Linked DNA regions of Homo sapiens: region 2 is linked to region 1. A link is an interaction called in ENCODE POLR2A ChIA-PET data of the cell type or tissue named here. Cell type or tissue: OCI-LY7. All regions are shown on one strand. Each heading gives the region's core, and the rest is flanking DNA. Links, peaks and the distances in the headings are about the cores only. Region 1 has its middle 280 kb from the start of CXCR4. Region 2 has its middle 40 kb from the start of DARS1.

What was found. Peaks named below come from ENCODE experiments on the same cell type or tissue, not always from the same donor. Only the 100,000 strongest peaks of a DNase experiment are listed, where the experiment ranks them.
Region 2: POLR2A ChIA-PET joins it to region 1 with 11 read pairs; 1 of 35 experiments calls an interaction of 5 or more read pairs at or near these places.

What each region holds. Positions count from the first base shown.
Region 1 is chr2:136,389,017-136,405,199 of GRCh38, reverse strand. It overlaps the pseudogene RN7SKP141. Among named protein-coding and RNA genes, the nearest start is that of CXCR4, 280 kb to the right of the region's middle. In OCI-LY7, for the core only: no CTCF peak of the experiment used is centred there; DNase peaks (open chromatin) are centred at 7,869, 8,199, 10,429, 11,069 and 1 weaker place; H3K4me3 peaks cover 3,508 bases; H3K27ac peaks cover 5,553 bases.
Region 2 is chr2:136,017,184-136,033,366 of GRCh38, reverse strand. No RefSeq gene overlaps it. Among named protein-coding and RNA genes, the nearest start is that of DARS1, 40 kb to the right of the region's middle. RefSeq lists an enhancer at 13,534-13,653. In OCI-LY7, for the core only: a CTCF peak has its summit at 8,999 (motif pointing left); a DNase peak (open chromatin) is centred at 7,656.

The DNA of each region.
Region 1 (16,183 bases), core at 4,071-12,070:
GGATGTCCAGGAAATAGGGCAAGTGGTGGATGGGTTCAGAGCAGGACTGTGGGGCATGTCCGTGGACCCCACTCCATTCAGATGCCCTGAGAGACACCTGAGACCCCATCTATCACCCCAAGGGATGAGGAGATCCTGATCTTGGGGGCATAGGCTGAGCTGATGCCTGAGAACACCTCCTATGTTTGAACTCCCAGAAAACCTACCAGCATTTGCTAAGTCTTCAGCCACCCTGAGACAATAGTCACTTTGAGGGCTTGCAGGGAACTCCCTGGAGAGGGAATGTGCTGCTAGTGAGAGGAAAAGGGGGTTAAAAACACAAACTTGGAAAAATCTGTATTTAAGAAGTGGGTGGACAAGTACCAGCTTGGGGAGAAAATAGAAGGGGAGGAAAACCAAATGCTGAGCGATCACAGAAATCAAAGGCAGGAAGCAGTTGACCAAAAGAGGGAGTAAAGTCTTAGGAGGAGGAGAAGTGAGGCTGTGGGAAGTTGGTGGAACAGCGGGCATCTCAGAAGACAGAGGCTCAGGAAAGAGGTGTAAAGTGGGGAGTTGGGGGTGCAGCCTGGTAACCTCGAAAGTCACATGGCAAATGGAAGCATGGCTTTCTCATTTATTGGCTCAAGGGAAGGAGCTTATGAAGGGCACAGCTGCTGGTGTGGGGGAAAAGGGAGACTCAAGGACCTGGGAGGCATGAGTCAGGGATGCATAAAGAAAGGTCTTCCTAGGAAGGAAAGCATTGCTGTGCCTCTGACTTGGGAGAAAATGTTTTCCTGATGACAAAGAGGAGACTCAAGGAGCCAACAGCCACCATCTAATCAATTGGTGCAACAGATGGAGACAGCTGGTCCATGGCAATGTTCCTTCATTATTCATGTGCCAGCATTTTCTGGACAGCTGCTATGTGCCAGGCCCAGAGACAACTGAGACATGGGTCTTTTCCATTAGGAGATCAGAGTAAAGGGAAAGAAGTGAAGTATCAGATCATCACAGACCCAGGAGGAATGATGGGGAGATTACAGAAAGCAGCCGAAAGTCATGGAAGGAGCACCCACTTAGAGGGCTAAGGCAGGCTGCCCCAAGGAGGCAGAATCCTAGCCAAGACTTAAGGAGTTAAACAGGAGGGGAAATGTTCCAGGTAACTGCCCAGGGGCAAAATAGAGCATGGTCATTTGGGAAGTGAAAAGTTCAGTTTGGATGGAGGGTGGATGGCAAAATGTAGAAAGGTGAAAGGCGATGGCTCAAGAGATGAGGCAGGAGCCCTGTCATGAGGAAGCTTGCTGCCTGAGGGGTTGTGTTCTGCCTATGGCTCTTCCCAGACTTTGTAATAAAGAGGGTAAGCTAAAGGATAAAGTATTTCTCTGTCCTTCTTGACTCTTAGGACATAGAGATCCATAATCTACAGAGAAAAATAATGAGGTATTGGGACTTTCAGATGAAAAGGTGTTTAGAGCAGCTGGACAAAGTGCTCCCAGAGATGAAAGCATTTACAGACAGCGTTAATTGTATTTAGTAGTTAGTTGTCCTTGTTCTTATCTTTCTTTGGAAAGGATTATACAGAAAGCATATAAGCCATAACTACTTTTCTTTAAACACCATTTTGGTGTCTTATTTCTCTGCTCAAGAATCTTCTGTAGCTCCCCAGTGCCTTCACCATCAAATCGGAGCTTCCCTGTTTGTTAGGATTCTCCATTTTTTTTTCCTAATGCAGACCTCCCCATCAGCTATCTCAACATCAACACATGTATTAATTGCCTTAAAAGACGAAGACCCTGCACTATGAATTTACATGTTGTTGTTTGAGGGAGTTTCATAGCCTAAGAAAGCAAAAAAGTGTTGGAAGAGTGGGACTGCCTCAGGAGTTCAGAGAAGAGAGTACCATGAGGTGCCCTACACCCCATCCATCCCTGACTCTGTGCCTTTAGACAAGGCTTGAGGATTGTGGCTGATAAAGGAAGTGACATCAATGAAATAAGGAAGAATACCTAATCATGAAAATGGAGAGTCTGTAAAGCATCATTGTAAAGAGCATGAGCCCAGAAGCCACATATCAAGTGACCTTTAGCAATTTGGGTAACCCCTGAGCCTGTTTCCCATCCATAATAAATCTGATGATCATATCTACCTTGTAGGGTTATTATGGAAAGTAAGTTAAATAAGACACTATATGCAAAGCACTCAACACGACGCCTAGCAGATAGCTGTCAATCAACAGTAGCTATTAATATTAATTATATTCATAAAGACCATTGTGAAAAAGGGTAGAGGCATGGTAATTAGATGTCTGTCTTGGGGATGTATTGCCTGGGCTTGTAGCCCCTGCTCTTCTACCTAGCAGCTGTATGGCCTTAAGCAAGTCGCATAAACCTCTCTGTTCCTCATTTTCTTTATCCATAAAATGGGAATCATAGTATCTACCCCATATGTCACTGTAAGAATATTAGTGTGGCACCAGCACTGAGTCTAAAAGGAGAAGGAAACTAAAGTCTAGAACAAGGTGAGAAAGAGAAAAGCTGTGCACCTCTCTCTAGGCTTAAATAGCTGCTGCCTGCCCTGAGTTCTCAGTGATGTCCGCGTGTAAATAGACAGACAGTGGAAGAGAATACAAATCCCAGAAGTAGATCCAAATACATATGGAACATTATGACATCCTCTCAAATCAGCAGAGAAAAATGGACTGTTCAATAAATGAGGTTGGGACCATCGGGTGGCCATCTGGAAGAGCTGGCTCTGCCTTCGTCCTCTCCAATGGGGAGGAGTGAACCTAGCAGAGAGGAACAGGAATGCGCCAGAGTCGTTTGCTCTCCATGCTTTGTCATCTTTGAAGTAGCACCTATTCAAAAGTATTACCCACTCTAAAAAGTCAAAGAAAAAAAGATAGATAAATAGTTCTCCAGAAGTGATGAAAGATGGATTGTCTGGGAGAAGGGCCAGGAATCCCAGGAGGAGGTTGGCTTCTCTAGCGAGTACATGCACCCTTCTTCCAAGAGGCTACAAAACACATGCACAGCTAGGGACAACAGTGCAGAAGCTGGAAAAGGGCTCTAGGGGACCATGCGGTCCCTCTTGCCTATCATTGTACTTTGGGCCAAAACTTGAATGCAAATTCAAGCATTACTTGGGAAGGGAATACGGTGTATGTGCCTACTTTTCTAGATCGGCAGAGATGGGAGCTACTGAAAGAGAAGGACCCTGGTCAGGGAGGTTTGAGGAGGTACTGGACACAGGATCTGGGGATGCCACTAAAGCTGTCAGAGCCATATGAAGCCAGAACAGTGGCAGGGCAGAGGGAGCTGATGGGATCTCAGAAAGGAGCCCTAAGCATTCCTTGAGAGAGGGCAGGGAAAGGAGATGTGTTTCCCCAAGTTCATTCTTTTGCTAGGACTCGTATTTAAGGAGCCTGGTCTTCCAAAGATGCTGGAGGCTGCATGTCATGGCCTCAGAAAAAGCTCTCAGCTCCCCTTGTCCTCAGCAGTGATTTAAGTTCAATTGTACAACTAGCATCAGTTGACAACACTCTCCAGATCTGAAAGACAAGCCTGGCCCTTCACTCCCACTGAGTCTACCCAGGGGAATTATCCATCCTATGGCCCCCTTCCTAAGTGTGCTTCTGACAAGCCTTCTCCCAATTGTCCCAGCCTTTGATTTGTATTTATATCTCCTACTCACACCACATCCTAAGAGAATTCAACTCAAGTGTAACCCTGAATGGGTTACAGGTTATAAGCAAAAAAAAAAAAAGTGCAAAATCAATGCAGCCCATAAACTCTCATTCCCTTGCCTCTTCGCACAGCTCTAGAGATAAGAGTCTAACTCAATTGATGCAGAATTCACTGCTGAGGAATTTTTTTTATTAACTTTTCTCCTGATTATAAAAGGAGAACTCTATTTCTTGCCCTTCTAGGTCTTACCCTGTAGATTAGACACAATGACAGCATCCTCACAGAAAAATCTGGAAATACGGAATAAAATATAAGAAAAAGAATTCAGACACCAATTATCCTACCACCCAAGATAACAATATTATTGTATTGGAGTGTGAATTTCTAGTCCTTTCAATAAAGCATGGTTGATACAATTTAAATGATATTATATATTGAGTATACTGTTAATATGATAATATCAATATCAAATTATATTTTGTATCACTTGCCAATGGACTTAAATTCTGTATAATTTTTGGTGGTTACATATTATTCCATCCTAAGGATATGCTGATATGCTGAAATTTATTTGACCAATCCTATAACAGATGCTTTTCAAGGTCAATTTTTTTCTAATATAAATAATGGTATAATAATAACATTTTGCCTGAAGCCTGACTCACCTATTAGATCACTACCCTAGGATTAATTCTCAAAATTTAAGAATGCAAGGCCAAAGAGTAGGAGCATTTTTAAGGTGATGTGTAATATCACACTGACCTCAAGAAAAGTTTCACCCATTAAACTCCCCCAACCCACTATAGAACTTTTGCTCTCTATATCAAACTTTGAACCACTTCCCAGATGAGCCATAGCATTCAAGGCTGGAAGAAAGGTGGTATCCTATGAGAGTGTCCCCACAAGATTAATCCATCTGTCCGGAGAAGCAAATCCGAAATCCAGCCAGGGCCAAGGAATACTGTAGGCATGTGCTTTTTGAGCAACACTTCCATTAACCCTGTTTCTGGTACCACCTGTCTAGGAATCCACGTTAGGGGCTTCCCCCTCCCCCGACACTAAATACTTGGTATATTTTCCAACATCAATTCTGTTTCTCTGACACCAACTGGGTATCCAACAATCCAATTCAATTATAACACTATCAGAATTAGCATAGACCCCACAGGTTAAGGGCTCAGTCCCACAAGACTGCCCCACTTCGAATGCCACTCACAAGTCCAAGGTTGCCAGTTGCACTTCTGATGGAACAACTATAAATTTAGGAGATCCCACAACATCCACCTTAGGTTCAATAATTCACTAGAACAACTCCAAGAACTCAGGAAATCTCCTTGCTATTACTCATTTATTACATAACCCAAGATTCACAGGGAGGGTATGGAGAGTAGCGGCACAGAGCTTCCCTGCCCTCTCTGGGTACACCACCCTCCCAGCACTTCAGTGCATTCACCAACCCCACAGTTCCTTAAACCCCGTCATTTATGGGTTTTTATGAAGGTTTCATTATGTAGGATGATTAATGAAATCACTGACCTTTGGTGATTGAGCTCAATCTCCAGCCCTCCTCTGGAGGTCAGGGTGGGGCTGAAAGTTCCACCCCGTAATCATGGCTTTGTCCCTCTAGTAATCAACCCCTGTACTGAAGTTATCTACAATAGGGATTGATCACTGGAGGTTGACTCAGCCACCAGTCATTCATAAGCATACAAAAGAACCAGTTCTGGCCGGGCACGGTGGCTCATGCCTGTAATCCCAGCACTTTCGGAGGCTGAGGTGGGCAGATCACTTGAGGTCAGGAGTTCAAGACCAGCCTGGCCAATAGCAGCAAAACCCTGTCTCTACTAAAAATACAAAAAAGGTAGCTAGGCATGGTGGCAAGCACCTGTAATCTCAGCTACTAAGGAGGCTGAGGCAGGTGGCACGACTGCACTCCAGCCTGGATGACAGAGAGAGACACTGTTGCAAAAAAGAAAAAAAAAAAAATAGTCAATTCCAAGAGTCATGGGAGCTCTGTGCCAGAAACCAGAGACAAAGACCAAATGTTTATGTTTTATACCACGTTGCCCCTTCCCCATTTTGTTTTGTGGTGGATATGGAGCACTACCCACTCCCAGCTCCAAGGGTCAAGCTTAAGAGCCAGATCCAGGCCTGGCACAGTGGCTCATGCCTCTAATCCCAGCACCTTGGGAGGCCGAGGCAGGCACATCACCTGAGGTCAGGAGTTCGACACCAGCCTGGCCAACATGGCAAAACCCCGTCTCTACTGAAAATATAAAAATTAGCTAGGTATGGTGATGCCCACCTGTAATCCCAGCTACTTAGGAGGCTGAGGTGGGAAAATTGCTTGAACCCAGGAGGCGCAGGTTGCAGTGACCCAAGATCACACCACTGCACTCCAGCCTGGGCAAAAGAGCAAGATTCCATCTCAAAAAACAAAAAATAAAACAAAACAAAAAAAAAAAAAACTGGGTATATACCCAAAGGACTAAATACCATGCTGTTATAAAGACACATGCACATGTATGTTTATTGTGGCACTCTTCACAATAGCAAAGACTTGGAACCAACCCGAATGTCCAACAATGATAGACTGGATTAAGAAAATGTGGCACATATACACCATGGAATACTATGCAGCCATAAAAAATGATGAGTTCATGTCCTTTGTAGGGACATGGATGAAGCTGGAAACTATCATTCTCAGCAAACTATCACAAGGACAAAAAACCAAACACCGCATGTTCTCACTTATAGGTGGGAATTGAACAATGAGAACACATGGACACAGGAAGGGGAACATCACACACTGGGAACTGTTGTGGGGTGGGGGGAGAGGGGAGGGATAGCATTAGGAGATATACCTAATGCTAAATGATGAGTTAATGGGTGCAACACACCAACATGACACAGGTATACATATGTAACAAACCTGCATGTTGTGCACATGTACCCTAAAACTTAAAGTATAATAATAACAATAAAAATAAAAAAATAAAAAAAACAGATCCAGGCCAATCAGTGCATCAAATCTCCAGTCTAGGAGATTTGGCTACAGAGATTGGTCCAGGGTTGAACATACGACATGATCAGACCCAACGAGTCACGATGAGACTTTAGAATAAGGAATTTTCATGCTTTTCCATGAGAGATGAAGCTGAAAAAATGCAAGATCTACACCTGCTATAGGCATCTCTTACTACCACAGGGAAGAGCCTAAGAATGAATCATGATGAAAGAGAAGAACCTAGTGATGGTGAATCAAAAAGAACATAAGTCCTGATCAAGCATCTACATCAAACCTTCCCAGGCTTTTCAGTCACATGAGAACCCCCATGTTGCTGTGGCTGGTTTTGGTAACATTTTCAGTTGTGGAAATCTAAAGAGCTTTAACAGCACAACGTATCTGTAAATGCTGATAATCTTGGAAGGAAGGGGATCTGGTTCAGAAGCAGGACACATGAGTAAGGTCAGAGCCAGGGCTCACACCAGCGGTGGGGCCAATGGGATGGGAGCCAGGCAAACACACCTGGGGGCACCTGACATGCTAGAGGTGTGCCAGGCCCTTCTTATCACAGACACCGGGGCAGGCTGAGCAAAGGCGGGGAGATCTGTCGGCTTGTTTGCAAGCCCTTGAAACCACTGGGTCTGGGCTTCAAGACAATTAGGGAATCTGGGCAGAAAGGCAGGAGTAAGGTTCCAAGCAAGAGTGTGGACAGGTGCTGAATGTGTGGCACAAGGTTAGGATTTGGGCACAGAGAATACAACAGGAGCCTGGGGCTTCTGCACCCTAGGAATGCAGCCCGAATCAGTGTGGCACTGACAGTAATTTTTTTTCCTTACCTTCATCCTCTCTGAAATCCCAGAGTCTACGGGAAGACTGAACCTCCTGTGGTATGAATTAAATACATTCATCTATGACGAGTGGAGCAAGTTGGGTGGGTGAGAAGATCAACCAACACTAGTCACAGGAGTCCCCTAAAGCTAGGCTGAGAGCTCCTTGAGGATAAAAGCCACATCTTGTTCAGGGCAGTCACTAGCCCCACAAGGAAAGGCAGGAGGAGCAGGACATGTGCCCATTCTGCAGACACGGCTTTCAGCCCAGGAAGAGAAAGGATCACAAGCACAGCATGGGTAGCAGGAGACACCGGACTTCAAAGGACCCAAGGCAGGGGCCGTTGGTTCTTCCGCCCTCCGGGCCCTCTATAAGTACAGGAGCATAAAGCTCACAGGTGAGTCTGATGCCACAGAGCATCTTGTTATCACTTAAAGCAAAACACTGGTCAGGGCCAATGGTTCTCAAACTTAAGTGTAAACCAGAATCACCTGAAGGACTTACTAAAACAGATTGCTCAGCTCTACCCCCTAGCATTTCTGATTCCAGCAAGCGTGAGGAGGGTCCTAAGAACCTGCATTTCTAACAGATTTCCAGGTGTAGCCAATGCTGCTAATCTGGAAACCACATTTGAGAGCCATACCCTAGGCACGTGTTTCTCAACCCTGACTGTACGTTAGAGTCACTGGGGATTCTGATTTAATTAACTGAGGAGGGGCCCAGACATGGATATATTTTTAACATCCCCCAGGTGAGTCTAATATAGAGCTAGGCTTTTAAAAATAACTTGTTTAGGGCCAGGTGTGGCAGCTCATGCCTGTAATCTCAGCACTTTGAGAGGCTGAGGCGGGTGAATCATTTGAGATCAGAAGTTTGAGACCAGTCTGGCCAACATGGCAAAACCCCATCTCTACTAAAAATACAAAAATTAGCCAGGCATGATGGCACATGCCTGTAATCCCAGCTATTTGGGATGCTGAGGCAGGAGAATCACTTGAAACCAGGAGGCAGATGTTCCATTAAGCCAAGATCATGCCACTACGCCCTAGCCTGGGCAACAAGAATGAGACACTGTCTCAACAAAATAAATAAAATAAAATAAAAAATAACTTATCTAGGTGCCAAACCAATTAGATGGGTAAAGAATAGCCTTCAACAAGTATTGCTGGGACAACTGGATATCCACATGTGAAAGAATGAAGTTAGACCCCTTCCTCACATCATATACAAAATTAGCTCAAAATGGATCATAGACCTAAATGTAAAAACTACACATATAAGTTACACCAAACGTAAAAACTATACCATATAGCTATTATTTAAAAAATGAAGTACTGATACATGCTACAACATGAATGAACTTTGAAAATAGTATATAAGTGAAAGAAGTCAGTCACAAAAGGCCACATTGTATGATTCTGTTTATATGAAATATCCAGAATAGGCAAATCTATAAAGACAGAAAGTAGACCAGTGACTGCCCAGGGCTGGTTGGAGGAGAGCGACGGGGAGTGATTGCTAGTGGGTAGGGGTTTTTTGGCGGCGGGGGGGTTGGGGGGGTGATAAAAATGTTCTAAGCTTAGATTGCGGTGATGGTTGCACAACTCTGTGAAGATACTAAATACAATTGAACTCTACACTTTAAACAGGTGAATTGTGTGGTATTTGAATTTATCTCAATAAAATCATTTTTAAATGTTCTAGGTCTTTTGGAAAAATACTATTAGTGATGTTTTATAGGACAAAGACCCTGCCATATTTTTTTATTTCATTCACCCCCAATACCCTGAGAAATGTGAGACAGGGAATTGTGCTTAGACTGTACATAACGGAGGAATACAGTCATTATTCATATGGACTAGCTGCCTGCAGACTGACCCAGAATTACAGAGCCATTTGACTGACAAGGAAACTGAAACATGGAAAAATTGAGACTTCCCCTATCACAGGACCAACCAATGGCAGAAGCAGCCTGGTATGGAGTGCTTCCTCCTCTTCCTGTTCCTCCACTTTAGCCATGATCTCTTCTTCCCAGAAATGACAAGGTTTATCTGCCACATAGAAGCTAAGGAAGAACAATTGCATATTGATCTTCAAAAATACGCTGTCAAAATAGACAGATGACATACACATTGAAACACCCTACCTTCCTGTATGCGTTGTTTCCAGGAATGGATGCTCTATGAAGGCTTGAGCCATTGCCCACCCAGGGTCACACCCAGGCTAACATCTAGGCTGAGCTAGTGTGCAATGACTCTGGATTATAATAATCATATATTTCACCTCCCCAACCCAAACCCAAAAGACACCCACTCTAGAAACACATCTGAGAAACCCTGGAGCAATGCTTCTCAACCTGTAACAGAAATCTTGTTAAAATCGATGTTCTGGTACAGTAGGTGTGGAGTGGGGCCTGAGATTCTGCATTTCTAACACATGCAGGTGACATCCATCCTGCTGGTCTGGGAACCACATTTTGAGTAGCAAGGCCCTCTGACTGATGAAGGTGGTTTGCAAATCACACTTGAGAAACACCATTCTAAAGTCTCACTGGCATAGAATTTTCTATTGTAGTCAATCCATACCCAGGGTTTTTGTCATGGCTTATTAACATTCCATGGAAAATGTTAGTTGATACAATATTTCACTCATTAAGATTGTACTCCCTTCAAGCCGCTCCCCTTAAGCACAGCTAGTCACAAAGCAGAATCAGCATCAGCTGGGAGCTTGCTGGAAAGGCACATTCTCAGGCTATGCCCAGACCTATTGCATCAGAAACAATTAGTTTACGTTTGAACAAGCCCTACAGGTGATTCTGGTGCTCAATAACATTTGAAAACCACTATCTTAGGGTAACAGACAGTGTCTGAATGTGGCCTCCCAGACTCTCTACCCTCAACCCCCCTGTACTTTCTGTTCCTCCAGTGTGCTTTGAGGACTTCCTAACTGCTGTTCTTTTTACCTGGTAAGGCAAAGCAGAATTTTTTTTTTTTTTTTCAGTAAGAAAAGCTGCTTTTCTGAGCAGGCACAGCACATTATCTTAGTTCCATAACTTGAGGAGGCCCACAGTGCCTGGGCCCTTTGAGGCACTGGCTTCTACTTCCTCCCCATGTGAGCCCTGGGGACCCAACACTGTCCCAGGCAGAAGAGGAGTGTCAAGGCCTCTCAGGGAGGATGGAGAGCTAAGCTCTGCTTGCTTCCTCACCTTCAAGAGCCAATGCTTTTAGAAGTTCTCCTACAATCTGCTTTGGGGTAAAGTCAGTTAGCGGGAGAGAGAGCCCAGGCAAAGTTAAACTCATGCAGTGTGGAGGAGAAGGTTGACCTGGTGACCTAGACCCCAAGCCCATCACCGTGGCACACCGTGCTTGGGGACTGAGGGCCGAGCACACATGTGTCTTGCATTGGTACTTTGGGGCAGCGAGTCTCCATTGTTATGTCCTTGGCACCCAGCACAGTGCTGGTACAAAAAGGAATACAGTCATTATCCTTGTGGACTAGCTGCCTGCAGACTGACCCAGAATTACAGAGCCAGCATCTTCATTTGACTGACAAGGAAACTGAAACACGGAAAAATTGAGTGACTTCCCCTGTCACAGGGCCAACCAATAGCAGAAGCAGCCTAGAACCCGGACCTTCACACTCCAGGGCCTTCATCCCCACACTCCACACCCAGACAAACTCCTCAAGGCTAGCCTTCAGTGCTTTTCTGTCAGAGTCAAGATACACCTGGGATAATGGTGCAGGGTCTGAACTTTTTAAAATTAATATTAAATTTTGGCGTGGAGAAAGGGGGTCACTGAAACAAGTTAGTTATTTCAACCCAAATTTATTTTTAATCACCCTGGGTCTTTATAAACTCCCACTCCCAGTACTAAAAATGTTGCTAATAGAATTGCGCTGGCATTGGACTAGAGATGGAAGACTAGTCCATAGTCCAATTTCCTGAACTAGAGTCAAGTGTGAAGAGCTAGTCAAAATGAAACATGGGATCAGGGCTTATTTCCCTCAGCAGTTCCTCATTAGTGAGAAGGGGTGTGGCTGACAATCTTCATGGCTGGGCATTGTTTTGGAGGTTTTACACTGGAGAAAAATGTTATTTGACACAAGGTCAAACATGCATAGGAAGAAAAAAAAAAACTTTTCCTAATAAAAAAAACCTTGAATAAGTATAAATATTGATTGACTCCAGACAAGTGCCTGGAAATAAAATGATTTTCTAAAATTACCAGAATGCATTATTTATTGCACATGTCACTGAGGTAGGAGAATAGTATATTAGGAAATCCAGAGAGTTATCGAATTTTTAAAAAGGGACAGGTTGAGACTCAGTTGAGTATTGCTGACAAAGGCTTCCGAATTCCTCTCTGAAGGTTATGAGGACAGCCTCTCTATGGAGAGACACCACACCCAGTTGTAATGACAACATGCAGAAGGACTCAGAGGTCACTGACAGTCAGGAAATCTACTCCAAAACAGAAAGAGCACGCCTTCCAAAAAAAATAATAATAATGTCATTAGCAATTATTGTAAACCAAAAATAAAATTCTAAGCAAGCCCCCTGCCCCAACCCCACAGTCATCTGAATAGACTCCTTCCTCTTGGCCTGGGCACTCAAGTTAACCTGAAAGACTGGTTCACTGGTTCAGGCCATGATGGGAAGGGAGAGTCAGACATGCCTCATTATGCCCTCCTCCCTTTTGGAATTCAGGAAAAGCCGACCAGCATTAAACATCAACACAGACCTTAAGTCTTATAAGAAACATTTATAATCTTTTCTCTCTGAAGCCTGCTACCTGGAGGCTTCATTTGCATGATACAACTTTGGTCTCCACAATCCCTTATAATCCAGACATTCCTTTCTACTGATAAGAACTTTTTCAATTAATTGCCAAAAGCAAATTTTTAAATCTACCTATAACCTGGAAGCATCCCCCCCGACCTTGTCCTGCCTTTCTGGACTGAACCAATGCATATCTTAAATGTATTTGATTGATGTATCATGTCTTCCTTAAATTTGTAAAACCAAGCTGCCCCCTGACCACCTTGGGCACATGTTCTTGGAGTCCCCTGAGGGCTGTGTCATGGGCCATGGTAACTCACATTTGGCTCAGAATAAATACCTTCAAATATTTTACAGGGTTTGACTCTTTTTGTCGACATTATTGTTCTATTAAACAATCTTACAGTATTTTTCCAACTTTTTAAACTATAAAACTTTTATATTCATTATCAATTTGCCCTCACAACAAACCTATAAAGCATACGGACCACATGATGTGCCAATTTTCTTTATGGAGTACCTACCATGTGCCAGGCAAACAGGGACATGACAATATAGAACAAGACAGACGTGTTCCCTGCCTGTATGGAGCCGAAAGTCTTGTAGGAAGTCAGATGTTTAATGGGAGTTCCATATGAAGACAACTTTTGTTTTTTGTATCCATCATTCAACAATCACTTATTAAAAGCCTGCTTCATCGTATATGCTTGCCAGGCACTGAGACCCAAAGATAACAGAGACACAGCCTTACCTATAGAAACTTCCTGTCCCTGCCTATAGGAACTTCCTGCCTAGTCAGGAAGAGACTCCAAACAAGAAAACAGTGCTGGGGCAGGGGAAGCAGGGAGGAGGGGATAGGGCAGGAGCACAGATAATTTCATTGAAAAGGAGCTATTTGAGCTGAATATGAAAATAATTTGTGGGACTTTTGCTTTTAGGAGGAAAAATGTCTTCTGGGCAGAAGAGAGAAATGCATGTTATGCTCAGGTGTGAAGGAAATTTGGGGGTTTGGGCAGCCCTGGAAAGGCTGTGAAAAGAAGGGGTGCTGAAGGTGCGGCCACAGGGGCCAGCTGGTGCAGGGGGTAGAATTCCCATTCTACAGAGGTGAAACATCATCTGGGCAGGTGTCTCACCAAGGCATTCATATAATCAACTTTCACTTTAGAAAAAAGAATCCTGTTTCCAAAGTGGAGTATGGATTTAAGAGGGTGGTCACAGAAGTGAGGCCAGTTAGGAGTTAAAATCTACAATAGGATCATTCAACAAAGTATTTTTGTAAAAATAACTACACAGGGAAGTGAAAGGATTAATAAATCTAGGGTGATAAAACTGTACACTAAGCATACTATTTGTTATTTCATGTAATGTGCCCAGCATCTTTACTAGGAAGGTCTTAGTATTCCCATGTTATAAATTAGAAGACTGGGGCACAAAGAACTCAGGAAAATTTCCCAAGGCCACATGTCTAGTAAGGAACAGCAATCTGAACTCAAAGTCACCCGGCCCATCACCATACATTGCACGGAGTAGACACTCAGTAAGGGTCTGTCATGGCTAGGTGGGCAAGTGTTAGTTGCCAAGTGAGGAGTGAATATTGGGGGTTCTAAGGAGAAAGCTGTTGGAGTGGTTCTCAACCAGTGGGCATTTCACCTTCCAATCCCTGGAAGTGTCATCCAGCCTCCCTGTCTCCTGATGGAGAAACCTGAGGAACAAATACATAAACAGCAGTCTCTGGGAACATCCACCAAAACCTCGTTTACTGAACAAAGGGTAAGGGAAATGGTTGAGAATCAGGCCACGGGGACAGAGCCTGTGGATTCTGGTTGGGTCCTCTCTTTCCACCCACTCTGTCTGCTCAGCAGGACCATACATCACTTTTCCCCCAGACTGTTAATTAGAGAGACACCCGCCACCCCAACACAACACGGTAATTATGAAAACAGAGTGCTGTGCACAACATAACATGGAAATGAAGTGACATGCATCCAATTAATTAAACTTTCACAGCTCCAATCAGTCTTAATTAGAGAAGCTATCCTTTTCACTCTTCTCTTGATCAATACATGAGCTTTGCAATGCATATACATATTTTTAATCAATTAGCAAACAGAAAAAAAGAATGAGAGTCTATTGCTGAGGGTTCCATTAATTCTTCCACAAGCCATACCTGTGTGCACCGTCCATTTTTATTTTCAGAATTTACAAGGAACGCTGGATTTGAGACCCTGCAGCTTGTTTCCAAGTTTAAAAGAAAAAAAAAGAGAGCTGGGAAATGGCAGCCCCATTGTTTCCTCTTATTATTCTTGTTTATAGACCTAGATAATGCTTTGCACACTCCAGAAATTAAGAAAAGCTCATAGAACAGTGTCAGCCCAAAAGTTGTGTTTCTTCACATCATCAGTATACCACCTGTATACCTTTGACCAAAGAACAGCTCTTCCTGTCTGGGAAGGGCATCCTTCTTGACAGAGCATTCAGCTTTTGGAGGGCTGTCCACAGCTCAATGAAGACCAGATGAAGGAGACGCTAGCCCTTCGGATCAGCCAGCAATTGATGGGGTCACACATACAGCAGGCCAGATCAGCCTCATATAAGATATCGTCAGCACCACCCATCTGATGCTTCAAATAGGCTGCAGTGTGCTGTGTTCCTGGTCTATCTCCAGGTGAATTTTTAAATCTCAGCATCAGGCAAGTGAGAAAGTCGTAAGAATGGAATAAACAACACTTTAGTAACCAGGGGAGTCAAAAAGAACAGAAGAAATGAGGTGCAGAATGGGTTGGGCAGCTCAGGAAGCTGAAGCACAGACTGAGACATACAAATAAGGGTATTTTATGTTATAACCACTGTCTGCACATTAAAAGCACTAATCTGGGTAGTAATGAAAGCAAAACAAACCCCGTAGATAACCCCTGCACAAGATGCAAATAAGGAACTAAAGAGCACAGGCTGGCAAAGGTTGAAACCCCCACCTTTGACAGACATAGCTAATGGATCACAGCACCCTTTCCCACCAATTCGACATGACTTGGGACATTATATCAGTTAGTTTGACTTCAGCTGCACACAACAGAAACCTCGACTCAAATTGGGTTAAACAACATGGAAATGCACTGTCTCGCGTAACAGGAATTTAGGAAGGTCAGAAGAAGAGCGAACTTTAGGGTTAGTTGATTTGGGGGCTAAATTAAGTCATCAAGGACCTGGTTTCTCTCCATCTGTCTCTTGTTTCATCCTCAAAATTGGCTTCATCTTTAACCTGATTGAAAGATGGCTACAGCAGAAATCATATCCAGGAAGACAAGGTCCAGAGAGATAATCTTTCTCTACCTGTAGGAGAAAACTGAACTTTCCCAGAAACCACCAGCAGGCTTCTCCTGACATCTCAGTGTTCAAAGTCAGGTTGTTGCCCTTTCCTCAGTTAGCCACTGGCCCAGGGAAGGAGATGATAGACTCATCCATCTGGGCTGGAATGGATGTGAGGAATAACCATAGTGTGTCCCCTATAAAAACCTAATTCTTTATAACATTGTGGCACCCACTACCAACTACTGATCAAATTGGAACCAGAGAGAAAATGTTCTTGGCCTTCCTTGGACTGGAGAAAGAATCAACAGTGGGGACACTAGTAAGCATGGCTTAGTAAGGATGAGGGAGTGACAGAGGAAAAGGGGATATCATTTTGATTGGAGAAGGATTTGAGAATGAGTTCTTGGGGTTGAGGAAAAGCCTAGTGCCCCTTATCCCCAGAGATCTGGCATAGCCTACCTAAACTTATAAAGCAAAAGTCTTCAGTGGATGTGATACACGTACAGGGAGCTATTGTTCCATATCATGGAAGAGAAATTAGGTTACTGTGTACACTTCAGGAAAGGAGTCTAAATCAGTTGTCATCTTAAAAAGAAA
Region 2 (16,183 bases), core at 3,199-11,198, 370 kb after region 1:
TTATCACCAGGACAAGATATGCTATTATTGCCTTAATAGCCAAATTACTCTGTGATATTACTTTCACTCAAGAATGTTCTATGCTTAATAAGAAGTGTCAGGATGGGATGTGCTTGGCATTTTCACGCTCATTGATTGCAGTGCCTCTGAGCATTATAGAATGTTCAATGGAAATGTAATTTTCCAGCTAAGTTACAGCTCTGCAAAGGATTAGGGAAACTCAAACCCTAGATTTCATCCTACAGATTTTGAAGTTAATGTTATTATGACTATCTCACATGCCAGGGTAAACCCAATAGTGTTAAGTTACACTCATGAGAATAGAGTGAAACTACAATCACCAACTTACCACAGACTTATAAAAAAGAAAAAATTCACACAGACTAACTGCTGCTTTAAAGGAAACTTAACTAATGACAGTACTGCAAAGATGAAAGCAACTTGATCTCTACATATTAATGTCAATATGTCCATGCGTATCCCACTATAATGACAATATAAAAATGGAAAGATGTCAGGATATCTAAGCATGGTGTTAATGTCTAGACAAAATTAAATTTGATCAAAGAACAAAGATATTGTCACTATCAATCTTAACTTCCTTCTGTTAAGTTTAATTATGAGCGTACCCATAATTTATTTCCAAGATCCCCGAGACATTCTGACTAGTACTCTGGAACTTTTTACTTGGCAGTTCAGAGATTGAGATATTTTAAGAACATAAGCCTATAATAGCATATTTATAGATAATTATATATATATAACATGATTCCCTGATCTTTTGATAATGCTAGGACCCGTTGAATGAGAGCTTGAGTGAAAGCAGTAATTCAAATTTCCTTCCTTTGTGATTTTTTTCATCTAAATCTCACCATGGCTTTTTCATTGTTTGGGCCTTATTGTATAAAGGGCAGAGCGAGCCTGATAAGAGCAAAGGAAAGGCTTAACACAGTTTGGAGAAAGCAGTGTGGATTTCCTCCAAAATCAGCACAGGGACCCGCCCTGGGGGCCTGGAACCATGGGAATTTCCTACTGAAGGATGTACCAGACTATAACATAATTTTCACCATAAGATTAATGGGACTTGGACTATGGAACATTCTCTGACTCTGGGTAAAATCAAATACCACAAATTAGAAGTTGAATTTTTCTTTTTTATGGATACCAGCATATTGTCGAGGAGAACCACAGACTACATACAGGGAGAAAGGAAGATTTCTCCTGCATCTCCTATGAACTGTGAAAAATTAAAATTCTATGCTTGAAGACAGCAACCACACAAAGCTTCAGAAGAAGAAAAAACTTTAAAGCCACTTCTGAAAACCGATGAATGTCACATATTATGCTCACAGGATATCCTATCCAAAAGGATTTGCTCCTTTCCACTGTCAGCTTGCAGCTGTGACTGTCACATTCTTGGGGTGAAACTATGCTCCACATCCACTTAAGCCTGATCTGTCCATGAAAGTTACCAAACACAAAAATGCAGCCACTGGAACATCCTGCCCTCCCATCGCTACCGTAAATACTTTGGATACTGCTTGATTTATTAACGTGGTAAGTGATTCTACTAGAACAGTCGTTCTCAACACGGGGCAATTTGCCCTTCGGAGGACATTTGGCAATGTTTGGAAACATTTTTGATAGTCACAACCAGAAGGTGTTTGGGGCTGCTACCGGCATCCTGTGGATAGAGGCCAGAGATATTGCTAAACATCCTACAACTCATAGAAGAGCCCCCACAGCAAAGAATTATTTTGCCTGACGTGTCAATAGTGGCAAGGTTGAGATATGCTGAGCTGGAGTTTTTTATTTTAATTTTTTGTACCACTGCTCCGTGGAAATGATTATGTAGGTGGATGTGTAGGAATGAAATAAGAGTATATTTATTCACTCTGGTATTTCTCCACCCATCAACACCCTACTGTCTACCTTTATATAAGTGGTCACCATTCTGCTTTCACCTAAAGCCATGGCTTCCTACTGAAAGACACAAAGAGTCACTTTTAGCACAAAACAAATGTTTCTCTCTTCTAGGAGCCAAATGGTAAATGCTAACTTTTCAAGTGACTTCAACTATTTTGATGATGAATTGAGCTTCTTCTCTAGCCAGTGATGAAAAACAACATAGATAATAGTCTCTGCAGCTGTTGGGAGGCCTGTCTCTCTCTCTCTCTCTCTCTCTCTCTCTCTCTCTCTGTGTGTGTGTCTGTGTGTGTCTGTGTGTGTGTGTGTGTGTGTGTGTGTGTGTTTTGTCTAGATTAGCTGTCCTGGCTACATCAATTCATGTGCTTTACCAAGCAAAATGTCTCCTTCCTAAAATAGGGTAGTCAAAGAAACCAGATCAACCTGGAAGGAAACATAAAACCATGGGAAAGAAGATAAGGCTGACCACACCACGTAATCATCTGTTTTCAGAAGAATCAAAGGCTTGCAATGCCAAGGCCACCTGTTGAAGTCCAGGAAAAGAAACATTGGAAGAAGACAAAAATGCCCATGAGGATGCAATGACAGGGCAAAGCATAAATAGAGGTTGGGGGACAGAGAGGGCCACATTCTTTTACCAGAACTACCTCAGAACCATGCCCCAAAATCTAGGCATTGCCTGCCTTCTTTTAAAAGTGCCAAAGGATAATATACATCCTCCCTTGATTGCACATCACAGAGTTTACAGCCCTACTCCGATAAAAGCAGATATCTCTATTTCCTGAGATGTTTGAGTCTGAAAAGCAGAGTGGTCTGCATGACCTGATAAGCCCTTATCTGGTATCATCTTTTGACATGGAGCACATTTTTATTCCATGTGCATGGATTATAGAAACTATGATGTGAAGGAAAAGGCCAAGTCCTTGCCAAAAACCAGAGCCCCTTATCGGAGAGAGAACTTGAACTTATAATGAGGCAAGAGCGACAGAAAGAAATATCCCTTGCTCAGAATGAGTTTTCCACTGTCTATCACAGTGCTTGAAAGTCACCATCAGTGATTCATTCCTCCTTTCTCCTTACGCTCCAGCTACAGAAGGAAATGTGGGTTTCTCCTTACACTCCAGCTACAGAAAGACACTTCGGGATTCTGTGTCCTGCCCCCATTCCCTTTATCACTCTGTCCCTCACCCTCATCCCCACCCTTGTCTTCTCTTTCATTAAAATAGGCTTAGGTGTCATTTTGATTCTTCTTTTTTTTTTTTTTGAGACGAGTCTCGCTCGGTCACCCAGGCTGGAGTGCAGTGGCGCGATTTCGGCTCACTGCAAGCTCTGCCTCCCGGGCTCACGTCATTCTCCTGCCTCAGCATCCTGAGTAGCTGGGACTACAGGCGCCCGCCACCACTCCTGGCTAATTTTTTCGTATTTTTAGTAGAAACGAGGTTTCACCGTGTTAGCCAGTATGGTCCTGATCTCCTGACCTCGTGATCCGCCCACCTCAGCCTCCCAAAGTGTTGGGATTACAGGTGTGAGCCACCGCGCCCGGCCCCAGGTATCATTTTTAGGTAACTTCCCTTTTGATCCTACCCCACCACCCCCTTCTATGCTTCTGTAATAATCAGTTCATAACATCATCATTATACCTAAGATATTTCACATCCATTCACAAATTCCAGTGGATCTCAATTGTTTAGTGAGCAAAATATTCACTTGAGGGAGTTGTTAAAATACAGATTCCCTTGCCCTGTGCAGATTTTGATTTAGCAATTGTGGGGTGGGCCCAGCAGGCAACATTTGTAAATAAAACATTCCCCAGCGATTCCTTTTTTTAAAATGATTTGTTAATCTTTATTGAAGTATAATAACACATTTTAAAAATGCATATATTTAAGGCATTCGAGGTAGTGTTTTGACATAAGCATACCTTTATAACGATTTCCACAATCAAGCTACTTTTGTGTGTATGGTGAGAACACTTGAGGTCTACTCCCTTAGCAAACTTCCAGTATCTAATACATGATTATTAACTAGAGTTACCATGCTGTACATTAGGTCTTCAGAACTTATTCATCTTATAACTGAAAGCTCGTGCCTTTTGACCAACATCTTCCCATTTCCCCCACCCCCTGGCAACCGCTATTTCTCCGTTTCTCTCAGTTCAACTTTTTAGATTTCACATGTAAGTGCCATCATGCACTATTTGTCTTTCTGTGATCCCTGGTGATTCTGGTGCTGGTGTTCGTCAACCACACTGAAGAACCTGACCTTGTCTACACTCCAAGCCCCTTGACCCTCAAGGCTACAAGCCATGTTTAATTTATCTTCATATCCCTGGTGCTGACCCAGGACCTGACACAAGGAAAGTCCATGCTTGATAATAACTGTTGAAGGAATGAGTCCTGAAACATCTCCAACTGAAAAGGCCAATTAAGGCCAGGCATGGTGGCCCACGCCTGTAATCCCAGCACTTTGGGAGGCTGAGGTGGGAAGATTGCTTAAGCTCAGGAGTTTAAGACCAATCTGAGCAACATAGTGAGACTCCCCTCTTCTCTATTAAATATTTTTTAAAAATTAGCCAGGTGGGTTGGGCTCAGTGGCTCACACCTGTAATCCCAGCACTTTGGGAGGCTGAGGCGGGTGGATCACGAGGTCAAGAGATCAAGACCATCCTGATCAACATGGTGAAACCCCGTCTCTACTAAAAATACAAAAATCAGCTGGGTATGGTGGTGCACACCTGTAATCCCAGCTACTCAGGAAGCTGAGGCAGGAGAATCGCTTAAACCCGGGAGGTGAAAGTTGCGGTGAGCCAAGATGGCGCCACTGCACTCCAGCCTGGTGACACAGTGAGACTCTGTCTGAAAAAAAAATTAGCCAGGTGTAGTGGCATGCGCCTGTGGTCCCAGCTACTTGGGAGGCTGGGGTGGGAGGACTGCTTGACCCCAGGAGGTCAAGACTGAAGTAAGCCATGATTGCACCACTGCACTCCAGCCCAGGCGACAGACTGAGACCTTGTCTCCAAAAAAAAAAAAAAATGTTGATTGAGATGTCAAAGTCTTAAATGTGGAGTTGCTGAGAGTGTGAGAATAGGAAGGAAACTAGAAAGCAGGGGTGATGGAAAATTCCTAAAATCAAATTTCCATTTGCTTCACATTTTGTCAAGGAACACTGCACCAGTCCCTCCTTCACTTTCAGCATCAACCCACTACTGAGCTTCCCTCGGCCCACCATGCCCACGGTTACAACAGTTAGCTACCCGTGAGATTTTATACCATCTTTCTACCGTAGCCCACACCCTCCTAGTACTGCAGTCGGGAAGTAGGAGCGCTTTAAGCGCCCCCGTGTACTGTCTCAGCATCCTTTTTTTGTTTTAGCTTTATTGAAGTATAATTGATACACCGAAGTGTGCACACATTGAATGTATACATCTTGATGAGTTTGGACATATGCGTATACCCATGATATTATCATCAAAACCAAAGCATGTAATATTTCCATCATCTCCAAAAATTTCCTTGTGTTTATTTGTTATTATTATTATTTTGTAAGAACACTTGCAATGAGATCTGTCCTATTAACATATTTTAAAGTGCACAATATAGTGTTGTTAGCTATAGTTACTAAATTGTATAGCAGGTCTCTAGATCTTAATCATCATCCGTTCTTAATAACTGGTAGTGCCCAGCCTAAGATATAATGTTTAAGAGCTCAATTTGAAGGAAAGCAAGGAGTAGGTCTCATATCATACTATTTTTGGACAAACATAAAGGAAAGTTTGTATTCACACAACTAGTAAAATCTGGAAAAGAATATAGATCCTGGTTTGTAAATCAAAGTCTTGTGTATGCTGTTTGGCATAGATGTTAGCCGGAAGTGTGTGTGTGTGTGTGTGTGTGTTTGTGTGTGTTTGTGTGTGTCTGTGTGTGTGTGTGTGTGCGCGCGCGCACGTGCAGTTAAAAATAAGCTGGCCGACAATTTTCTAGTTTCCTATTGGAGCAAAAAGTTTAATTCTTTGTTCCAGTGTTCCCATCCTGGTTCATTGTGAGCTGAAACTGTTCGCCTAACCCTCAGGGTCAAAGAGTTCTGTGTAATTGGAATGCTATTTTGTTTTCAGGCTGTTTGATGTTAATGGCTTGATTACCAATACAGTGGTGTAGCAAGGAGTTTCATTTTGGGAGGTCTTAGTACCATATGTCAACAAATAACAAGAAAAACATTCCTTCATGTCTCCAAAACACACACACACACACACACACACCCCAAATCCTGATTTACTCCCCCAACAACAAATCTCTTTCTAAACATTCCATCTAAAAAGCTTTCCAATTAAATACTTTTTTAAAACCAGCTTTTTATTTTGGAATAACCTTAGATGAACAGGAAGTTGCAAGGAGAGTACAGAGAGTTTTTGTATACCCTTCATCAATTTCTCCTAATGTTAACATTTAACATAACTTTGGTTCATTTGTTCAAACCAGGGAATAACAAACTGTAGCAGCCTGTAGGCCAAATCCAGCCCACTGTCTGTTTTTGTAGGGCCTGAGAGCAAAGAGTATTAAATGTTTAATGGTTAAACAATCAAAAGAAGACTAATACTTCATGGCATGTAAAATTTATATGAAACTGAAATTTCAGTGCTCATAAATAAAATTTTAGCCAAACAAGTTGGTTCACACCTGTAATCCCATCACTTTGGGAGGCTGAGGCAGGAGGATCACTTGAGGCCAGGAGTTTGAGACCAGCCTGGGCAACATAGTGAGACTCTATCTTTACCAAAAAAAAAATTTTTTTAATTAGCCAGGCAGTGAAGTGTGCCTGTAGTCCTACCTATTTTGGAGGCTGAGGCAGGAGGATTGCTGGCACCCAGGAGTTCAAGACTGCAGTGAGCTCTGCCATTGCACTCCAGCCTGGGCAACAGGCTGGGCAACAGAGCAAGACTCTGTCTCAAAAAAATAATAATGATAAATTTAAAAATAAACTTTTACTAAAATAGAGCCATGCTCATTCCTTTATATATTTGTCTGGTTGCTTTAGCTCTACAGTGACCGAGTTGAGTAGTGGCACACAGACCATCTGGACCACAAGCCCCAGAGTATCTCCTCTGCTCCTTTACAGAAAAAGCTTGCTGACTCGGGGTCTAAACTAAGAAATTAATGTTGTTACATTACTATTAACCAAAGGACAGGCTTTATAGCACCAATGTTTCCAATTTCACGATGCAATCCAGGAACCACACTACATTTAACAAATGTATTTTCGTATGGTGAGCCTCCATCTATTTATCCACCAGGTGCATGGTAGGTTCTACTTTGGAAAATTTTCCTGACTCACAAATGAATTTCAGCTGGACACTTAAACAAGGTTTGTTTTTGTTGTTTGTCTGGGGTTATTTATGTCTTTCACACAATAGGCAGACAATGGAATACAACATCTGGGCTAGGAATGCTGTGCGAACTTGAAGATGGAGGAAGAGCTGTATTTGTTCAAGCAGTTCACGCGCTGGGCTAAGATAGAGCACCAATTCAGGGCCTTGAGAAAAGGGGGTTCCCAATGTCCCCCCTCGCACGGTGTGAGGCCTTCTCCTGATCCCACGCAATCCCTGCCTCAGCTCCCTGTCCTTTGTTTCCTGTTCCCCGGGACCGGCCTGTGAACCACGCGGCTATGCCTTTCAACCCGGCTGCGGCGGCTTTCAGTGCGCTCTGCAGGCGCGATCGGGCGGCGTCCAGTTGCCGGGCAACGGCCTGACAGGCAGCTCACGTTGCCGCCAGGGCCAAGACATCCGCACCAGCCAGTCTGCACCGCGAGCCTGTGGCCTGATTTCTCCCCCTCCATTGTTGTCGCTAATACAAAAGGCTACAACTCCAGTGTGGTCACTGGGCCTGCATTGAATTACACGCCAGGCCATTCTTCGGGCCGGAGCCTTTGTAGGCTGGGATGCGTTTCCTCCCAGGGCCAGAACTCTGGGCCTCGCCAGCCTTTACGAGTTGTCTGCCTCCCTCCGCCACTTCCACCCACCTACCGCCTTTGTTCCTTTCAGCTGGCAGCCAGGCCCTCGCTTGCCTTTTGGTTGGTATGAGATCACTGGCGGCGGGCTTGAGCAGTCCTTCCCACCCGCTCCCCTCACTCTCAATTAAGCACTGCGCGTAAAATCCCAGGCCTATTCAGTCATCTCTTCTTATCTCTTTCTCAACCATCCCCCCAACACCCATCCCTCTCTCTCAAGTTTCTAAGGCTGCCGTTGCTAGGGAACTCAAACCTGAGGGCTGAAGGGAGGTTTTCTAAGGTGTCTGCCAAACTCCCAAAACTCAGAGGGCGGAGGCAGCACAAAGTCTTTGGGATTCCCCAAACGCTGAAGAGAGTTACATGTAACTCACCACCCTCTACCCCATATCCTTGTGTTCAGCATCATGTTTGGATTCCGGGAAATTCAGTGGTGAAGTGGGAAAAGAGATTTCAAATCACACTAAGAAGCAATTTCTCCTAATGTAAAAGCTGGAAGGGGTCTCCTCTCAAAGGAAAAACATCCCAAGGTATGAGTTTATTTTTCTTCAACAGTGTAACATGGACAAAGAGTGTTCTTACATCAGCTATTTGATAGAAATCCTTACTTAATGAGGGAGGAATGCGTGACGATAACAATATGCTATCTGGCTTTTTAAATACCAATACCAGGCTTTACATGGTGGCTCATGCCTGTAATCCCAGCACTTTGAGAGGCCCAGGTGGGAAGATTGCTTGAGTCTAGGAGTTCGAGACCAGCCTGGGCAACAAAGTGAGACCCCTGTGTCTACAAAAAATAAAAATAAAATTAGCCAGTTATGGTGGCCTGAGCCTGTAGTCCCAGCCACTATAGAGGCTGAGGCGGGAGGATGGCTTGAGCCCAGGAGTTTGAGGCTGCAGTGAGCCTTGATCTCTGCAGTGAGCCGTGATCATGCACTCTAGCCTAGGTGACAGAATAAGACCTTCTCTAAAAAAATAAATAAATACTATTACCATTGTGAAATGCCTCCTCAGCTGGGGTCCCCAAGTGTGGGCTCCACTCACAGCGCCATCCGCAGGCCGGAGCAGGAGTGCATGCTGGCTACAACCAGTGTGGGAATCCAGGTCTACCTTGCTCCTGCAGCCTTCTGCCATCTCTTTGTGTTTCTCCGATTATTCCCTCTACCCTCTGTGTAATATTCTGTTAAAACCTAGGCATAAGGCTGGGCATGGTGGCTCACACCTGTAATTCCAGCACTTTGGGAGGCTGAGGCAGGTGGATCACCTAAAGTCAGGAGTTCGAGATCAATCTGGCCAACATGGCAAAACCCTGTCACTACTAAAAATACAAAAATTAGCCAGGCGTGATGGTGGGCGGCTGTAATCCCAGCTACTTGGAGGCGGAGGTGGGAGAATTGCTTGAACCCGGGAGGCAGAGGTTGCAGTGAACCGAGATCATGCCACTGCACTCCAGCCTGGGTAACAGAGCAAGACTGTAAAAAAAAAAAAACACCTAGTCACAATGAAGTAAGGTAGGCCATGAGAGGGATTCAAACCATACATTGTAACTTATTCTTAATACACAATTCATATTATGAGGGTGGCAGGGAGAAAGTCAAAGCCTGTATACGTTTCCTCTATTTTAACTTTTTCAGTTGGTCAAGGCTAAACTCCAGTTACCATAAATTCAGTCAAGCAGGGGTGATGTGCAAGTATTTGTCAACCAACGTGGCACAAGCACTGACCTATCAGAACAGATGCCTTACGGAGGGGCCTGGACCCTGGCTGGTAGCCAGCATGAGCACAACCCAGATGAACAACACTCCTGATACCCACTGAGATCACAGCCCCATACTAGGCAATTGCTGGGCTTCAAAGGGAAGCCCAACAGGCAACACATTGTCTTCTCCTCAAGATATTTACCTTTTGGTTAAAAAATAACTAAAACTAGCATACATGAAATGATACCAAATATTAGAAGAAAATAAAATTTACTTCATAGCTTGGCATTTTCTCATTAATAATAATAGCTAAACTTTCACAACAACCCTAAGAAATTATTAGTATTATTATTACCCCCAATTTACGTATATGGAAACTGAATCACTACAGACTTCTTCCCCCAGCTTTGGTATATGTAGGATAGAAGGAAAAAGAAGAGGAAGACACTTATTAACCGCTGTGGTGTTTCAGGTGCAGTTCCAGGCAAGATGGGCCATGTCTGCAAATGACCACATTGTAGAAACATAGATTTAGCAGGTATGTGTAGGACAAATAGGAGGAAGAAAAGCTGTGATCAAGAGCACTAATTAGGAGATGATTGGAAGAGTCTAGATCAAAAAGTATAGGAAGGAAACTAAGGGAATCATAGTAAACTAGTTTCAGTTATCTAGCAAACTCAGGGCAGCAAAAACAGAATGCTTTGAGGGAAAAGAGAAAAGAATGTCAGGGCTATAGGGGATCCCTGGGAGGAGGGACTCCAAGCCTCAACCACAGAGTGGCAGTTGGGTAATAAGGCCTTCCTTCAAGACAAGCAGATGAAGAAAGGAAAGAAGTGATGTAAGAGGCACTTGGGAAAGAATCTTAGCCACTGATTTGTGAGGGGGATGAGACAGAAGAGTAAAAGTGGTGGAGGTTTTAAACATGCAGAAGTTTGTTATAATAAACAGCTAAAGCGCCTAACTCATCTCTGAGTAGCTTACCAGCAGAAAAACTGAACTAATGAATAAATATTAAATTACTTTATGTTATGCAAAACAGTGCTAGGCACACAATAGTAGCTAATTGAGTATTTATTAATTGCTTAAATAAATTGAGGAACAAAGATATGTGCCAATCCTAAACTTTTCTTCAAATTGATGTGCTTTCAGCTTCTGCCCTGGGTGCAAGGCATGGAGGTACAATAGAAAGAAGCAGAAGACTTTGGTTTGTATCCTGGTTCTGGCTGTAACTTGTAGGTCACACCTTAAGGTCATTTCATTCCTCTGTTCTTGGGTGTCCTTGCCTGTCGAATGCTGGGGCTGGACTAAATAAACTATGAAAATCCGAATTTTACAAACATATATCCACCCAAAGTACTTGAAGAAAAATGAAGCATTTTGCACTGAACAGAGCTTGGCAATTTTCTCCAAAGGCAATAGAAATGCATCTGACTAAATGGTGAAGGAGATGATCATAAGCTCTTTTCCTATAAGAATCCTGGCAATTTTCACACTCTCGGAGGGACTTTCCCATCAATTTTGATTCCCATGATTTCACACTCATGGAAATTTCCTCAGAGAAGCAGTTTCTTTGGCAACTTCATGCTCATGATCATCATAGCATCAATAGGAGTGACGCAGACATGTCAGCAGGAGAATAGGCCTCTTCTGAGCAGTGGGAAAAGGCGCTGTCTCCTTTTGTTACCAAAAAAATAAATACACAAGACACAAAAGATTTTTACCACACTTGTCACATACAGTGAAATAAGCGGAAGATAAAGCTAAAATAATCTCCATAAAACAAAGGCTTTGTGTGTGTTTCAAAGACATTTTATGTTGCATAACATGGAATTAACTCTAGCTCTTTGAGCATTACATATATATATGAGCATTACATATATATATATAATGCTCATATATGAGCATTATATATATATATGTGTGTGCGTGTGTGTATAATGCTCAAAGAGCTGGAGCTAATATATTCTGAAATGCAAGTATATTGAATTCTTCCTTATGCTTCCCCTCCCAGGAAAACAGGATGCCACTTAAAAAAAAAAAAAGACTGAAAAGAAACATTGTTTGGGGAGAGCTTATCTATAAACAATGAGTTGTCCTCAACAATAAACAGTTCCACCAAGTGGTACCCGTGGTCACATTCACTATGCCTTGGTTTGGTATATGTTGTACTAAAATCTTGACTTAGCTTTGATTTACTATTGTCTGTTTAGTTGCATGTTCTTCTGATTGTGGTCCGTGGATCAGCAGCAACAGCATCATCTGGGAGTTGGTTGAAACACAGAATCTCTAGCCCTACCCAGGCCTATTGCAGCAGAATCTGCCTTGTAAAAAGACCCCCAAGTGATTTTTACATTATTACCAGAAATAGACTGCTCTACTCTACAACACCCCCTCTATCAGAGATAATGTTCAAAAGTGGTTTGATTATTTTGAAATGGCATTTTCCTTTCTGGGGAAAAAACTATAGAAATCATTGGCTACATCGGTCAAAAATGGCACTAGTACTCCAGTGACAGAGAACAATGAAATGTAGCATGCTATCATTAGTGTAAGAAAATGCCAACAGACACCTGTGATCAATGAGGCTTGCATTTGTGGTAATTTTGGGACTCCTCCATCCACATTCTCTTGACCCAGGCTTCCTATGACCAAATGTTCACTTTTGCAAGATGGCTGAGGTTAAGAGTGCAATCTGGCCACAGAAAGGAGAAAAGCTTGCTGACCCATGCTGACCTCTGACCTTGACCTCATTAGCTAACCAAATGAGCTAACCAGCCATGGACATCAGAGAGCATTATGTGTTGATTGAGCCGAAGCATAAGAAGGACCAGTAAAAGATCAGTCATAAAGACATTTCTACCTTGATCACCTATACTTATTAAAATGATATGAGGAGCACATATGCGATTTCTTTTCTATCTTCCTGCATTTTTCACCATTGTACAGCAGGACTTGAAGACAACAAAAGGTTCTTTTCTTTCATAGCTCTCTACTCTTTTCCTTCAAAGTAATTAAATTGTAATTATAAATTTATTCTTGTCTTTATTCATTTATGATAGTCTCTACCACTAAAACCCCTAAAGGCAGAAATCTTCTTCCTCTGGTTGGCCATCTATACCCAGCACTTACCAAGATCTCCAGTGCCCAGTAGGAGTTCAAGAAACATTTGCTGAGTAATGGACTAAATGAATAAATGAGTGAATAGTGGGTCAGAGCTCTAAAACCAAATCTACCAAAACTATCCTCTAACATTCAAGAAGCATTGAATATTCTATTATGATAGGGATTGGATATACAAATTTGCCTTCCTTTTTTCCACATTCCTGTGGAAAAGATAGATTTATAATAATATTAACAGCTAATATTGTAGTCACTGCTTCAGGCACGTTACACATATTAACCTTGATCCCAACAGCAGCTCTAGGAGACATTATCTCCATTCTGTAGTCTGGGCCACAGAAAGGTTAAGTAACTTGCCCAAGGCCACACCTCTAGTACCTGTATGTGAATGCAGGCTGGCTGGCTCCAGAAGCCATACTCTTAATAAGGCACATTGGTTACTTGCCTTCCAATAAGCCAGCAGCGACTGGATATTATGAGAAGCGGTCAAAGAAATAGACACAGGATCTAACGAAGCACAGAAGGGACAACTAGTTCCAAACCCAGCCTATGCTCTTCAAACAAATAATCAAAAGCGAGCACTTGCTGCCAAGGAAGAATTCCCTGGCACGGTCTGTGTGGTGGCTGCAATGCGCAGCATGGTGTTCCTTGGGGTTGGAGTCAGCCTGCCGGAGGGTCAATTTCATCTTTCCTCAGCTTGCTCTTTTCAGCCTTGGTAGCAAGAGAGATCCCAGTCCAATAAAAACGTGTATTAACCTACACTGTGAGTTTGAGGCAGGAAGCAAGCCCTGGCTTCAACAGTTTAGTGGATTCAGAGGAAGCTGGAACAGGATATCAATGACATCCAGATTCACAACTTAGGGCACAAGAGGATAATCACATACCCAGGCACAACGCGTACAACTGTTTTCCCTCTTGGCCATCTCTCTACCTTTATTCTTCCTTTCTCCCCCAGCCAGGGAGGGACCTGTCTCCTTCAGTCTTAACATACATTAGGGTCTTTCAAGTAGAATCACTTCCTTTAATTCCTGATAGGTTATGAGCGTGACCTCTGGTTCCGCTTCATGTGTTTCAAGCTGAGATACCATCAGAAATCACATTTCCCTTCCAGGGCTTCACAAATTACTCTGGTGTGCAGATGACATAAAAATATACTCTCAGTTCCTCGAAGTAGTTTAACAGAATTTGAAATTTGGGGGAAATTATACACTGTGGCGCAATTTTTAAATAACTTGCTTAAACCAGTTAAGTTGAAAAAGGAAGATGTCATGAATTCAAGTCTTCTCGAAGGCAACTATTTTTGAGTAGCTCCTTGGTCACTGAATCCATAACTCTGGGACCTTTTTCTAAGGAATAAGTTATAAGAAGTAAAATAACAGAAATCTTTCACTAAATTAAAACTTACTTAAGTCCAGGCACAGTGGCTCACATTTGCAATCTCAGGACTTTAGGAGGCCAAGGCAGGAGGATCACTTGAGCCCACGAGCTTGAGACCAGCCTGGGCAACATAGTGAGACCCCATCTCTACCAAAACAAAATTTTAAAGAAACATTTTTAAAGTTACTTGATATAGTCTTGGTCCATTTTATGTCTTTTTTACCTTCTGCCTCCTTTTTTGGTTAATTGTACCTTTCAATGTGTTTTGTTTCTTTTCCTATTCCTTTTGTACTTAAAAGGTACCTGCATTTTTTATTCAAAAGAAAATCTCTCTTACAGCAATTCCACTTACCCTTTGGAGTTTGGTTGTACTTCCTCCTTCCCCTTCTTTTTCACCAGCCCCTCCCAAATTCTTTGCCTCTAAACTTCTCTCTATTTGCTTGCTTCTCCCACCAGCAAATTTATCTTATTTCTCTCTCCCTTACATGCCTGGATGGCACAAAATGAACAGTATAAGGTGATAGTATTTTTATATGTGCTGTTAAATTTATTTGTATTTTTTCCTGTCTGTGCATATATTATCACAGAACTTGGTCATTCCTTGGAAAACATTACCAATGACTTGCAACTCAATACTAACAATTTCTATGATTCCCATCATTATAGAAATATACCAGCTATAGCCATATCAAGTGCAACTGATGACCAGGGTGAAGGCTAGGTAGTGGTGAGTGTTCTGTCCTTCCAAGTCAGTGCCCTCCCTGTAGTGGCCTGGGTGAAGGCGGCCATTTAAGTAAGGGGCACACTGAGTGGGAATGGGGTAGGATGCAATGGTAATAAATATTTTTATTAGAAACCATTCTGTTGGGCCAGGCACAGTGACTCACGCCTATAACCTCAGCACTTTGAGAGGCCAAGAAGGGTGGATCACTTTAGACCAGGAGTTCAAGACCAGCCTGGCCAACATGGTGAAACCCCATCTCTACTAAAAATATAAAAATTAGTCGGGCGTGGTGGCTCTTGCCTATAATCCCAGCTGCTTAGGAGGCTGAGGCAGGAGAATTGCTTGAACCCAGGAGGCGGAGGAGGTTTCAGTGAGCCGAGACCGTGCCGCTGCTCTCACTCCAGCCTGGGCAATGAGCAAGACTCCGTCTCAAAAAAAAACAAGAAACCATCCTGTTGATCTCATTTGCCCTGCGTGGCCTGACAGAAGAGCCTGAGAGCTTTAAACTTGACATTAATAACCACTTACTTATGATTTTCCAGCCATGTCTACTTTCTGAGTAATTGAAATACTTTTCTGTTCCTGATTTTGGACAGGCAGTACTTTCAATGCGCCACTGTCTAAGACACACACAAAAAATAATTTGAAAACTCAATTCAATTAGGTAGAATTATACATGCAGTCATGTAATGTTTTATTATTAATACCTTATGCAGCACAGAAAGAATGGTTCAAATACTTTTTTTTTTGAGAGGGAGTCTCACTCTGTTGCCCAGGCTGGAGTGCAGTGGCACAATCTCGACTCACCGCAACCTCTGCCTCCCAGGTTCAAGTGATTCTCCTGCCTCAGCCTCCCAAGTAGCTGGATTACAGGCGCCTGCCACCACGCCTAGCTAATTTTTTGTATTTTTAGTAGAGACGGGGTTTCACCATGTTGTCCAGGCTGGTCTTGAACTCCCGACTTCATATGATCCACCCGCCTCGGCCTCCCAAAGTGCTAGGATTACAGGCGTGAGCCACTCACTGTGCCCAGCCAGTTTAAATGCCTTTAACATTTGGGTAACCACTTGCTAAATTTAACTTTTAACTAATGCTTGCTGGTAAGAATAATCCTAAGCTAACTGAAGTTTTCATTACCTTCCTATCTAACAGCATTCACCACAGTTTAACTCTTCAGCCCACCAAGAGAATAAGCAAGACTAGTGGGCAATTTTATTTTCATTGTATAATATCAATTTTATTTACATCCCAAGAAAGTATGGATGAAAAATTACAGTTGAGCGGTTAGACTAATGTGGTATGTAGTATTGCCTAATACATCAAGTTTTCTGCTAATAGT